Regions from separate parts of the Homo sapiens genome. Here regions 1 and 2 are each linked to region 3. A link is a contact called in ENCODE Hi-C or POLR2A ChIA-PET data. All regions are on one chromosome and are shown on one strand. Each heading gives the region's core, a stretch centred on a gene start or an enhancer-like site at or near the end of the contact. The rest is flanking DNA. Distances are from core to core; before and after follow the strand shown.

What was found. Hi-C counts contacts between places; a loop is a spot of excess contacts on that map. ChIA-PET counts read pairs that join two places held with the same protein, here RNA polymerase II (POLR2A). Pooled maps may share reads with other maps.
Region 1: a map with no recorded cell type shows a loop between it and region 3 (9-fold over the local background). The contact joins two enhancer-like sites. A Hi-C loop is called at or near these places in 2 of 37 single-sample maps with no recorded cell type and 7 of 50 pooled maps.
Region 2: a loop to region 3 is called in a map of GM12878, with 6 times the contacts of the local background. The contact joins the promoter of NBDY here to the enhancer-like site in region 3. A Hi-C loop is called at or near these places in 7 of 168 maps with a recorded cell type or tissue (B cell, GM12878, PC-3 and 3 more), 23 of 37 single-sample maps with no recorded cell type and 19 of 50 pooled maps. POLR2A ChIA-PET finds 5 or more read pairs at or near these places in 3 of 52 experiments (GM12878, activated B cell and activated naive CD4-positive, alpha-beta T cell).

What each region holds. Positions count from the first base shown.
Region 1 is chrX:56,811,959-56,815,596 of GRCh38, reverse strand. The region is part of intron 2 of NBDY (negative regulator of P-body association); the gene reads right to left. Among named protein-coding and RNA genes, the nearest start is that of NBDY, 85 kb to the right of the region's middle. RefSeq lists an enhancer at 2,478-3,017. Within about 2 kb of position 2,141, at least 13 of the 41 ENCODE cell types and tissues checked have a DNase peak (open chromatin) inside an H3K27ac peak, as active enhancers do.
Region 2 is chrX:56,727,091-56,730,644 of GRCh38, reverse strand. NBDY (negative regulator of P-body association) reads right to left here and starts at 1,402. Exons shown (of 3, transcript NM_001348129.2): 1 at 1,056-1,402. The coding sequence starts at 1,291. The coding sequence ends at 1,085. RefSeq lists an enhancer at 1,282-1,361.
Region 3 is chrX:55,917,518-55,921,092 of GRCh38, reverse strand. It overlaps a transcript of KLF8 not described here. Among named protein-coding and RNA genes, the nearest start is that of RRAGB, 200 kb to the right of the region's middle. RefSeq lists enhancers at 1,202-1,451, 903-2,102. Within about 2 kb of position 1,577, at least 2 of the 41 ENCODE cell types and tissues checked have a DNase peak (open chromatin) inside an H3K27ac peak, as active enhancers do; they include GM12878, where a contact is called at or near this core.

The sequences.
Region 1 (3,638 bases), core at 892-3,391, 890 kb before region 3:
TCTCAGATGGTATAATAAAAAAGTTAAACAATTTGTGGATTACCATTTCAAATGTTTCAGTAAACAATTCTCCAAACACCAATGTATGAGAGACAAGCTAATCACCTCAACAAGAAATACCTGTTATCATACTTTAAATTTCTATAAATGATAAAGAAAACATAGTATATGTTTGATTTATTGTACCTTAATAGAATTTTAAAAGTGGACAATTTTTTAAGAATTTAGTAATCCAAAATTTCTTAGTCATGATGATCTCCTCATTTTGATGTAGAAAAATAAATTTTAATTTAAATGAATCTCTATAAAGGGTCATTGCGTATGAATCATTTTAATCATCTTTGCAACATAGGTTTAAATCTCTTTACCAGATACTATACTGTATTTTGGTTTAAAATTAAGTGTTTTTAGCATTTTTATTAAAATATTTTCATTATCAAAGAGTAAATAATTTATTGATGGCTTTCAAATTTTCCTGATTTCTCAGAAAGATCTATTTAAGCCAAGTCATATAGTCTATAAAATCATGAATTTATATTAAAATGAGTTGATTTATCACTACTTTAAGAATAAATTTCTCAGTGTAGTAAAAATTGTGTATAAGATATGACAGAAATGTAAAAAGCATTATAGAATGAAGTAAAGGTTAAATATATATTCCAAAAATATATTCTCTATTAGCTATTAATGACACATAAAATATGACATTTCTTACTATCACATTTGATCAAATTAAAAAAAAAAAGAAATACCCCAAAATATGATCAAGAGTCTAAGGTGAACAGCGGAAGAGAAGATGTGGTTCACCAGGTATGGTGGCTCAGGTCTGTAATCCCAGCACTTTGGGAGGCCGAGGTGAGCAGATCACGAGGTCAAGAGATGGAGGCCATCCGGGCCAACATGGTGAAACACCATCTCTACTAAAAGTACCAAAAAATCAGCTGGGCATGGTGGCATGCACCTGTAGTCCTAGCTGCTCAGGAGCCTGAGGCAGAAGAATCGGTTGAACCTGGGAGGTGGAGGTTGCAATGAGTCAAGGTCACACCACTGCACACCAGCCTAGACAACAGAGCGAGACTCCCTCTCAGAAAAAAAAAAAAAAATGTGGTTCATAACTTGGGTCACTTAAACAATAAGCAAAAGAAAATTAAAACATATGATGCAAAAGAGAAATGATCTTCTTAAAATAATGACTTAATAATCCCTAATTGATATATAATCAACTTTAATAAAACTGTTTCTTAAATGCCCTGATAAGCCACGAAAAAAAAAAGTTACAGAGTAAAATAAATGGAGAAAAAATATTTCATATAACATTCAATAAAGCCATTCAATAACCACTCAAAAACAACTCAATAAAAAAAGACTCAAAAACCATGAAATTAAAAGAAGATAAGATATCACTATGAATCCACCACTGGGAAGAAGAAAAATTCACCACCTAAAATGACTACCTTCGGTCCAGAAAAATTGATAGAAAGAAAATGCAAAAATCAATTACAATCTGAAAGTACTAAATAAAAAAGTAAAAGAACAAATTGAAAAACACAAAAGAAAAAAACTGAAACTGATACCAATTATGTTAAAAATAATGTAAAGCAGTGAAAATAAAAAATGAAAAACAAAAAAAAAGACAAAAGAATCAGACTGAGAAGAAGCAATGACAATGAACGGGAGTGGCAAAGAGACACCAGTGACATCCCCGTGAAAAAACACACAACCAAGAAGCTTTGTGATGATGGGATCCTTTCCGAGTGTAAGTTTTTAAGCAGTTTGACCAAGAAAGCTCCAGTTTCACACCAACTGCTGGGGCCTATCTGATAACAGACTTCCTGCATTCATTCTCAAAGGAACGCCCAAGTTACCCAATCAATGGCATGATGACCCAGGCCTGGAGACAAAAAAGCATGCCCATCGCAAGTGGTGATTCAGAGCCTGTATGGGAGAGTTTGTGGGCAGTGTTATGCCTGTGGGGGTGCATGTGCGTACATGTCTGTGTGGGGGAACACTTGGGCCCACACCCTTGTGCCCGTGTCAAGTTTCTTGTGTGTTTCTCTGCTTGTGTGTTTGTGATTATGTTTTGGGGTGTGGAGTCCCTTCTGAGTGCGTGTGTGGGTGTGTCTGTGGTCTGTGGGCATCTGCCTGTGTGAGTGAGAGTGGGAAAATGGGCACGTGGCAGAGACAGCCTGCCTGTACACACTGAAATGTGGATCGCTGTTGTGTTCACATGGCTGGGCTGGAAAGAAAGGCAACAGGACACAACTTGCCAAGGCTCCCACTGGCTCAGGATTGGACATTTACAGAGTCCACAAAAAGAATGGGGACAAACAGCGAGCCAAGAGGTACTGGGAAATCCATGAATTCACGATGACATTTCACTTAAAAGTAACTCCTGGGTGGTGTTTTATATATATACTTTAAGTTCTAGGGTACATGTGCACAATGTGCAGGTTTGTTACATATGTATACATGTGCCATGTTGGTGTTCTGCACCCATTAACTCATCATTCACATTAGGTATATCTCTAATGCTATCCCTCCCCCTCCCCTCACAGCAAGACAGGCCCCGGTGTGTGATGTTCCCCACCCTGTGTCCAAGTGTTCTCATTGTTCACCAGAGAAACTGAACTGGTGACTTTCATCTCTGCTTCTTTAAAAATGAAAGTGAAGCCTCCTTCCAGGCCTGGTGCTGCAAGGGGACACACCCATCACCAATGAGCAGAAGAAGCAGTCTCGATAGAACATTTGTCCCGCAGAGAGCTGAAAGTGAAAGGAAAAAGGAAGAAGAAGAAGAAAGAAAGAGGAGAAAAAGAACAACAACAAGTGGCAGCTTCGTGTCACCAAAGCTGTCCTGAAAGATCTAGTTCAGGGGTGTATCACTGCGTGGTGACATACACAACAAGTGACAAAGAGATATGAGTGACGTCCGGGTGAAAGGACACACCACTGAAAAGCTTCTCATTGATGGGGTCCTTTCTGAGTGGGATCAAGGGCTCTGATCCACAAGTAGCCTTGCAGGAGCAAAAGAGAACAAAGGTACAGGCAAAATCTTGCCCTCTGAATATCATCAGCACACTTCAAGGGGCCATCAAGTCCCTAGTACATAAGGCCAAGGGAGGGAAGGACTCTGGAAATGGGAGGAGAGATGAAAAATGGGGAGAAACCGGACACCAAGAAAAAGAGGTAATCAGCCACCTATGGCAATAGGGAGGGCAGAAAGAGGAGGGGGATTCTGATTATGCACTTCAGGGGTCAGCCAGGATCCATCTAATTTTCTTAGGAAAAGTAAGCATGTTCTCCCTAATGATGTGCCTGTGCCCACCCGACCCTCCCCAAACCACAAGTGGACTAAAAGTAAAGACAGTGAAGATAAAAAAAAGTGGGAAGCTGGCAAGATGGTGGAATAGGAGCAGTTCCAGTCTGCAGCTCCCAGCGAGATCGATGCAGAAGATGGGTGATTTCTGCATTTCAAACTGAGGTACCAGGTTCATCTCACTGGGACTGGTTGGATAGTGGGTGCAGCCCAAGGAGGGTCAGCCAAAGCAGGGTAGGGGTGTCACCTCACCAAGAAAGTGCAAGGTGTCAGGGAACTCCCTCTCCTAGCCAAGGGAAGCCATTAGGGACTATACCATGCACTC
Region 2 (3,554 bases), core at 153-2,652, 810 kb before region 3:
CCTTTTCTCTGGAAACCCTCGGCCTGAAAAGCATTCCCTGCCCCTCCACATGGCAGATGTCACTCAACCTTTAAGGCCCACCCAAAGTTCCTCCTTCCTTTTTTTTTTTTTTTTTTTTTTTTTTTTTTTTTGAGACGTAGTTTTTTGCTATTGTCGCCCAGGCTGGAGAGCAATGGCGCGATCTCGGCTCACTGCAACCTCTGCCTTCCAGGTTCAAATGATTGTCCTGCCTTAGCCTCCCGAGTTGCTGAGATTACAGGCGTCCACCATCACGCCTGGCTAATTTTTGTAACTTTAGTAGAGACGGGGTTTCACCGTGTTGGCCACGCTGGTCTCGAACTCCTGACCTGATCTGCTCACCTCGGCATCCCAAAGTGCTAGGATAATAGGCGTGAGCCACCGCGTCCGCCCCCCTACTCCTCCTTTTTGATGGCTCATGATTACTACCAGGCAGTGACTTGGTCCATCCTCCACCCTTCCTGAATACCTTGAACAAGCAAACATTATGGCACTTGGATTTGACTATCACATTGTAGCTTTAAAAAAAAAAATTCAACTCTCCTGCCTTACACAGAGAAAGACATACACTTCTGAAGGCTGGCCTTCAACAGATGCTTTTTATTGGCCTTGAACCAGCCTTTTTTTTTTTAACAAAAAAATTTTCCAATGCACGCAAAAGTAGAGAGAATAATATAATAAATCCCTACATATACATCACCCAGCTTTAAATTATCAACTCATGAGCATTTTTATTACACTTTCCCTCCACCTTGGCACCAATGACTTACTTTCAAGCAAATCAAAAGATTCAAGTCTATTTCTTAGAAAATATAACTACAATTATTTCATCTAAAATATTACAAATAATTATTTAATGTCGTTAAATATCCATCATTTCATTCAAGCATATTTTGTGAAAGAGCTGCTTAATCCCTGCATGTTATTTTTTCTATTTTGAAATCATGGAAAGAACAGGGAAAAGGGGAAGGAAATTTGTGAGAATGCATAAATAAGTTTCAAAGAGCCTAGATGTCCTAGATGAGAAAGAATCTGACCTGGTTTAGGGTGGGAGAAATTTATTTCTCTACTTCTCCGGAGGAGGAGGGTGCGACTTCAGGCCGGCTGATGCAGGAGGAGGTGCGGAGGGTAGAGTGGTACTACCTCCGTTGGGAGTTCCTTCCGGATAATCCCAACGCGGAGCGAGGAGGCAGCGCTTTTTTGGAGGCTTGGCTTCCCGTGCGTTTCCAGGTGGGAGAGTGGATCTCCCGGAGGCACAAGGTTGGTCTCCCATAAGGATTACAGAAACGGGTCGTCAGTTTTCTCCGGTGGGCCCTGGCAAAGCCAAGAGACCTGAGATGGCGGCGAGTCCCCTCCAGGCACAGAGCTGGCTTCCTCCTGTTTCGCTCTTACCGTATTTCCTGTATCCTGAGACGTACATCCCTTCTCCGCCTCCACCCCTCCTCCCTACCCCATTCTATTTTAATGTTTCTATTAGGATGGGTGTTAAAAACCGATGTCGTTATTTAATATAGTGTTTTTCCATCGCGCCCCACCCCCACTAAATGTAAATAAATTTATTGAGAATTTAATATAATTTATGCAATTTTAAGATGAGAAGAAATTCAAGTTTACCTTTAAGTGGTAAACTCTGAATGGCTTATATGTGTGGGAGGGACGCGGGGGTGGGCGGTAACCAAATAAATTATTGAAGAGCTTTACAAGCCAGCTGCAGATGCACATCACAGAGCTGTGAAACTAGCTACAAACATTTAAAAAGCAATATGCAAACATGTAAGTTGACTAGAGTGCAGAATAGCACACTAGCACAAACCATGGAAATTGAATGTGGAAAATGAATTCACCGTATGTCATAGAATCTAAGATCATTTTTTCTTTATTTTTTAAGCAAATTTGTAATTTTTGAAGGCTTATTATGTTTTTCCCCAAATTTGAATATCTAGGAAATCTCTGCGACCTAACAATTGATGGTACACTATACTTTAGTTGGCAGCTTTTTTTTTTCTTTCTTGTAGGTATGGAAAATAATGACCCATCTTACTAGTGATGATATGTTATATTCTATGATTTATGGTAACCAGAAGAAAGTACCACGTGTCTCAGAAGAAAAGGCTTCTGGAACTTCTTAGACCTTCATTATTAAAATAGCCTACACATCCATCTCCCTTTAGCTATGGACAAACTAGATCACACTTCTTCAGCTTTGTTCTCAGTGCTTTTTGTTTGTTTTTTGTTTTTTTAAATGGAGAGAGCTTAGTCCTTAATGCCAGAGTAGAAGTGCCTGTTAAACTCTGCTGTTTACAAGCTCTGAGCTCTTTGAGTAATTATTTAAATTCTTGGAACTTTGGTTTCTAGGCCATAATTTTTTCCTTGCAAAGGTGTTTCCATAACCAGGGATAATACATGTAAAGCATTTACTACTATAACTATCTCTTATCTCCACCCTTCTACCTTCCTCCAAGTAACCAGCACAGCCCTTTACACAAATTAGGTACTCAGTAAATATTTGGGAAATAAATGACCCCGTGGTTTTGTGCCAAATGCTACTAATAAAGACAGAAAAGTCAGATGTAGCTGTAGCTTAATGAAAAGATGTGAGGGAGGCATTGAGAGAGGCAATATTTTAGAGCTAGAAGAGTAGTTGGAACTAGACATACTGATGTGGGAGACAGCAACATAGAGGTGATAGTTAAAGACAAGGGAATGGATTATATCCCCAAGAGAAAATCTAAAGGAAAAATAATTGAGCTAAAAACAGAATATTGAGTAATTAGAGACAGATAGAAGAAAAGAAGTCTGCTGCAAAGGCTGAGAAAGAGTGGTCAAAGTCAGCGAAGAAGATTCTAACCCAGAGTTTCTCAATCTTGGTGCTATTGACATTTGAGGCCAAATCAATCTTTGTAGTGGTTGCCAGAGTTTACCGTTTAGCAATGTCCTAAGCTAAGCCTCTACCAACTATATGCCAGTACTACTCCCTACTCCTCAAGTTGTGATAACCAAAAAGATTTCCAAACATTGCCAGATGTCCCCTCGGGTACACAATTGTCCCCAGTTGAGAACCATTGGTCTATCCTTAATCCACCAAATTTGCTCCTTTCCTAGTTTTTTTTTTCTTTCATCTCAGTGAAATGTTATGCCTTCCACTCAGATATACAAGTCAAACTTTGGAGTCTTTATTTTTAGAAACTGAAGAATATTTTATTATTTATTCAAGTAAATGAAGTAACAATTTCACAGTCTTTTTACATAGGTCTCTAAATCTTCACGACTAAAGACATTAAGAGTTGCAGTTAAGTCGTTCTATAGCTATAGTTTTAGCAAATTAAGAGAAATATGTGCCTCGTTAGTAAAGTAACAGGAATTAAAAATTTTATCAACTCCAGCTAGGTTTAATTTACGGTAAACATTTGACTTGAGGTGAAAACAGTCCCAACTTAGAGTTGCTTCTATCAACATTGACTATTTATACCACAATTAGATTTATTTATTTATTTGTTTATATGCTTTGTGGTAAAGCATACATAACATAAACTTTA
Region 3 (3,575 bases), core at 328-2,827:
TTGTCTGTTCATTCTGATTATAGTTACTTTTTCTGTGCAGAAGCTCTTTAATTAGATCCCATTTCTCAATTTTTGCTTTTGTTGCAATTGCTTTTGGCGGCTTCATCATGAAATGGTTGCCTGTGTCTATGTTCTGAACGGTATTGCCTTGATTCTCTTCTACTAGGAATTTTATAGTTTGGGGTTTTACTTTTAAGTTTAGATGTCTAGCATGGCCGAGTAAGTTTTCTTTGATTATTCCCTCAAATATGTTTTTCAAACTTTTATATTTCTCTTCATCATCAGGAACACCAATTATTCTTAGGTTTGGATATTTAACATAGTCCCAAACTTCTTGGAGGCTTTGTTCATTTTTTAAAATTCTTTTTTCTTTGTCTTTGATGGACTGGGTTAATTCAAAAGTCTTGTCTTCGAGCTCTGAAGTTCTTTCTGCTTGTTTGATTTTATTGCTGAGATTTTCCACTGCATTTTGCATTTCTCTAAGTGTGTCCTTGATTTCCAGAAGCTGTGATTGTTTTTTATTTATGCTATGTATTTCACTGAAGAATTTTCCTTTCCTATCCTGTATCATGTTTTTGATTTACTTAAGTTGGACTTCACCTTTTTCTATTGCCTCCTTGATTAGCTTAATGACAGACATTCTGAATTCTTTTTCTCGCAGTTCAAAGATTTCGTCATGGTTTGGATCCATTGCTGGTGAGCTGGCAGGATATTTTGGGTATGTTAAAGATCCTTGTTTTGTCATATTACCAGAATTGTTTTTTTTGTATCCTTCTCATTTGGGTAGACCATGTCAGAGGGAAGATCTGGAATTCAAGGGCTGTTGATCAGATTATTTTGTCCCACGGGGTGCTCCCTTGATGTGGTGTTTTCCCCCTTCCCCTAGGAATGGGGCTTCCTACAGTACAGAGGAACTGTAGTAATTGTTTTTGCTCTTCTAGGTCTAGCCACCCGGGGGAGCTACCATGCTCTGAGCTGGTACTGGGGAGTTTCTGCAAAGACTCCTGTGATATGATTCATCTTCAGGTCTTGTAGCCGTGGATACCAGCATCTGCTCTGGTGGAGGTAGCAGGGAAGTGAAGTGGACTTGGTGCAGGTCCTTGGTTGTGTTTTTGTTTAGTGGGCTGGTTTTGTGTTGGTTGGCCTCCAGCCAGGAAGTGGTGCTTTCAAGAGTGCAATAGCTGCAGTCCTATAGGGAGGAGGCAAACTTGCCCTAGAGACACCTGGTTAAGTATTCAGGTTTCTCAGGCAGCAGGCAGGGCCACAGAGCTCCCAAAATATTATGACCTTTGCCTTCAGCTAGCAGGTAGAGAAAGACCACCAGGTGGGGGCAGAGATAGGCATGTCTGAGCTCAGCCTATCCTTGGGCCGGGCTTGCTGTGGCTGCTGTAGGGGCTGGGGTGTGGTTCCCTGTCTAATGGTGTTATATTCCCGGGGGATTATGGCTGCTTCTGCTGAGTCATACAGGTAGCCAGGGAAGTGCGGGACACCTGGCAGTCACAGGCCTCACCCAGCTCTCACACAGCCTGCAATCCTAAAAGCGGGTTTCACTTCCCCCATGCCCCCGCCAACATCACTGAGTCTATTTCGAGGCAGCCGGTGACCAGGGCTGAGAACTCGCCCCAGACCACGAACCTCCCTGTTGAGAGAGCAAGCAGGCTCACAGTTTTTCAGTGTCTCAGGAGTTTGCAGCGGTAATCCAGTTCCTTCAAAGGATCTCTGGATTTTCTTGGCTTTCCTGGTGTGTTCCTGTGGTAGTTCTTGGGAGCAAAAGTTCACGAAGTGAGTCTCCACACACTGCTCTATCAGTCTGACCAGGAGCTGCAAGCTAGTCATGCCTTCTATCCACCCTCTTAATCTGAAAACTCCATTGTATTTTGGGAGCAGCTAACTTTTTTTCTAGGTTTCACAGGTCCACAGAAGAGAGAAATTTTGCCCCAGGATGGACCACACCCTGAGTCTCATCCTTCCTTACGCAGATGAAGTAGAAGATGAGTTTTGGGACTCTTTGAGTTGATTAAATTTAGGTGAGATTTTTAAGACTTAGAATTGATGCCGGAATGGGTTAGAACTTTTGGAGATGTTGTGATAGAGTGAATGTGTTTTGCCCATGGGAAGGGCATAAATTTTGGAGGGCCAAAGGAAGACCATTTTGGGTGGTAATGTGACCTTTAAAATGATATGTTGAAGTCCTAGCCATCAGTACTTGTGAATGTGACATTATTTGAAAATAAAGTCTTTGCAAATGTAATCAAGATGAAATCATTAAGGTGGCCCTAATTCATTATGACTGGTGTCCTTATAAAGAAGAGGAAAGTGACAAGTGAAGACACACACACACACACACACACGGACACGCTCATATACACACAGACATAGCCATGTGAAGAGAGAGACAGAAATTAGAGTTATACTGCCACAAGCCAAGGAATATCTGGACTTACCAGAAGCTGAAAGAGACCAGGAAGGATTCTTTCTAGAGGTTTTCGATGGAGCATGGCCTTGCCAATACTTTTATTTTTTATTTCAGATTTCTAGCCTCAAGAACTGTGAGAGAATAAATTTCTGCTGTTTTAAGGCACCCATTTTGTGGTACATTTTACAGCATCAGAAAACAAATATGCCAAGTATTCATTTGTGTGGAGATATATCTTTATGAGTTTGCATGTATCAGGATTGGATGGCAATTTCTGAATGAGCATGTATATCTCTGTCTGGGTACCTATATGCATGATCTACATATAGTTGACCAGGAACATGAAAAATGATGTATAATCTGCCAGAAAGTCTCAAGATAGGTAGATAATTTCCCCAAACTCATTGATTGACTTATTCCCTCAACAAGTATTCACTGGGTTCCTTCTATGTTCTAGGCACTGGGGACAATCATGATTAAGATATCCTTAGACTGCTGAGTCTAGTGCTATGGGAACCCAGAGGTAGAAACAACTTCCTTTATCTACTTACTTTCTGGGGCTCCTGTTATCTCTCTAATCTTATTTCCATTCAAGGAAAGATAGTGAGAAGTTGAATTACTAAATAATACAAGAATACTTATAAAAGAGAGTTGCGACATTTGAGACTGTCCCCTTCCTAATTTATGTGTTTAAAAGCAGCATGATCTAGTACTTAAAGGCAAGGGCTCTGGTGTTAATTTTGTGTTGAGATCCCAGACGACAAATGCTAGCTGTGTGACTGAAAGCAAGTTATTTAGTTAACTTCTCTAATTCTATATTTCTTCATTTGTTAAAAGAAAAGGTGGCGGAGCAATAATATTTCATAGAATTGTACTGAAGAGTCAACAAAATAATCTTTATACAGGGCTAACACAGTTCTGGGCACTCAGAAGCCAGCCCTCTTCTGACCCTTGAATACTCAAGAAAAAGCTCTTTTGCTTGAGTACTTTTTCCACTATATGAGTGTACTGTTTCCTGCTAGCAGAAGAGTGAGTAGATGACAGGGTGTGAAATACAAATTTAAGATTCCCAAGGTCACTCTCTATTTAAACCCACACAGTTTATAAGGATGATATTTCCTGACTTTATTTTGAATTAAAACGGGATAACTTTAACACA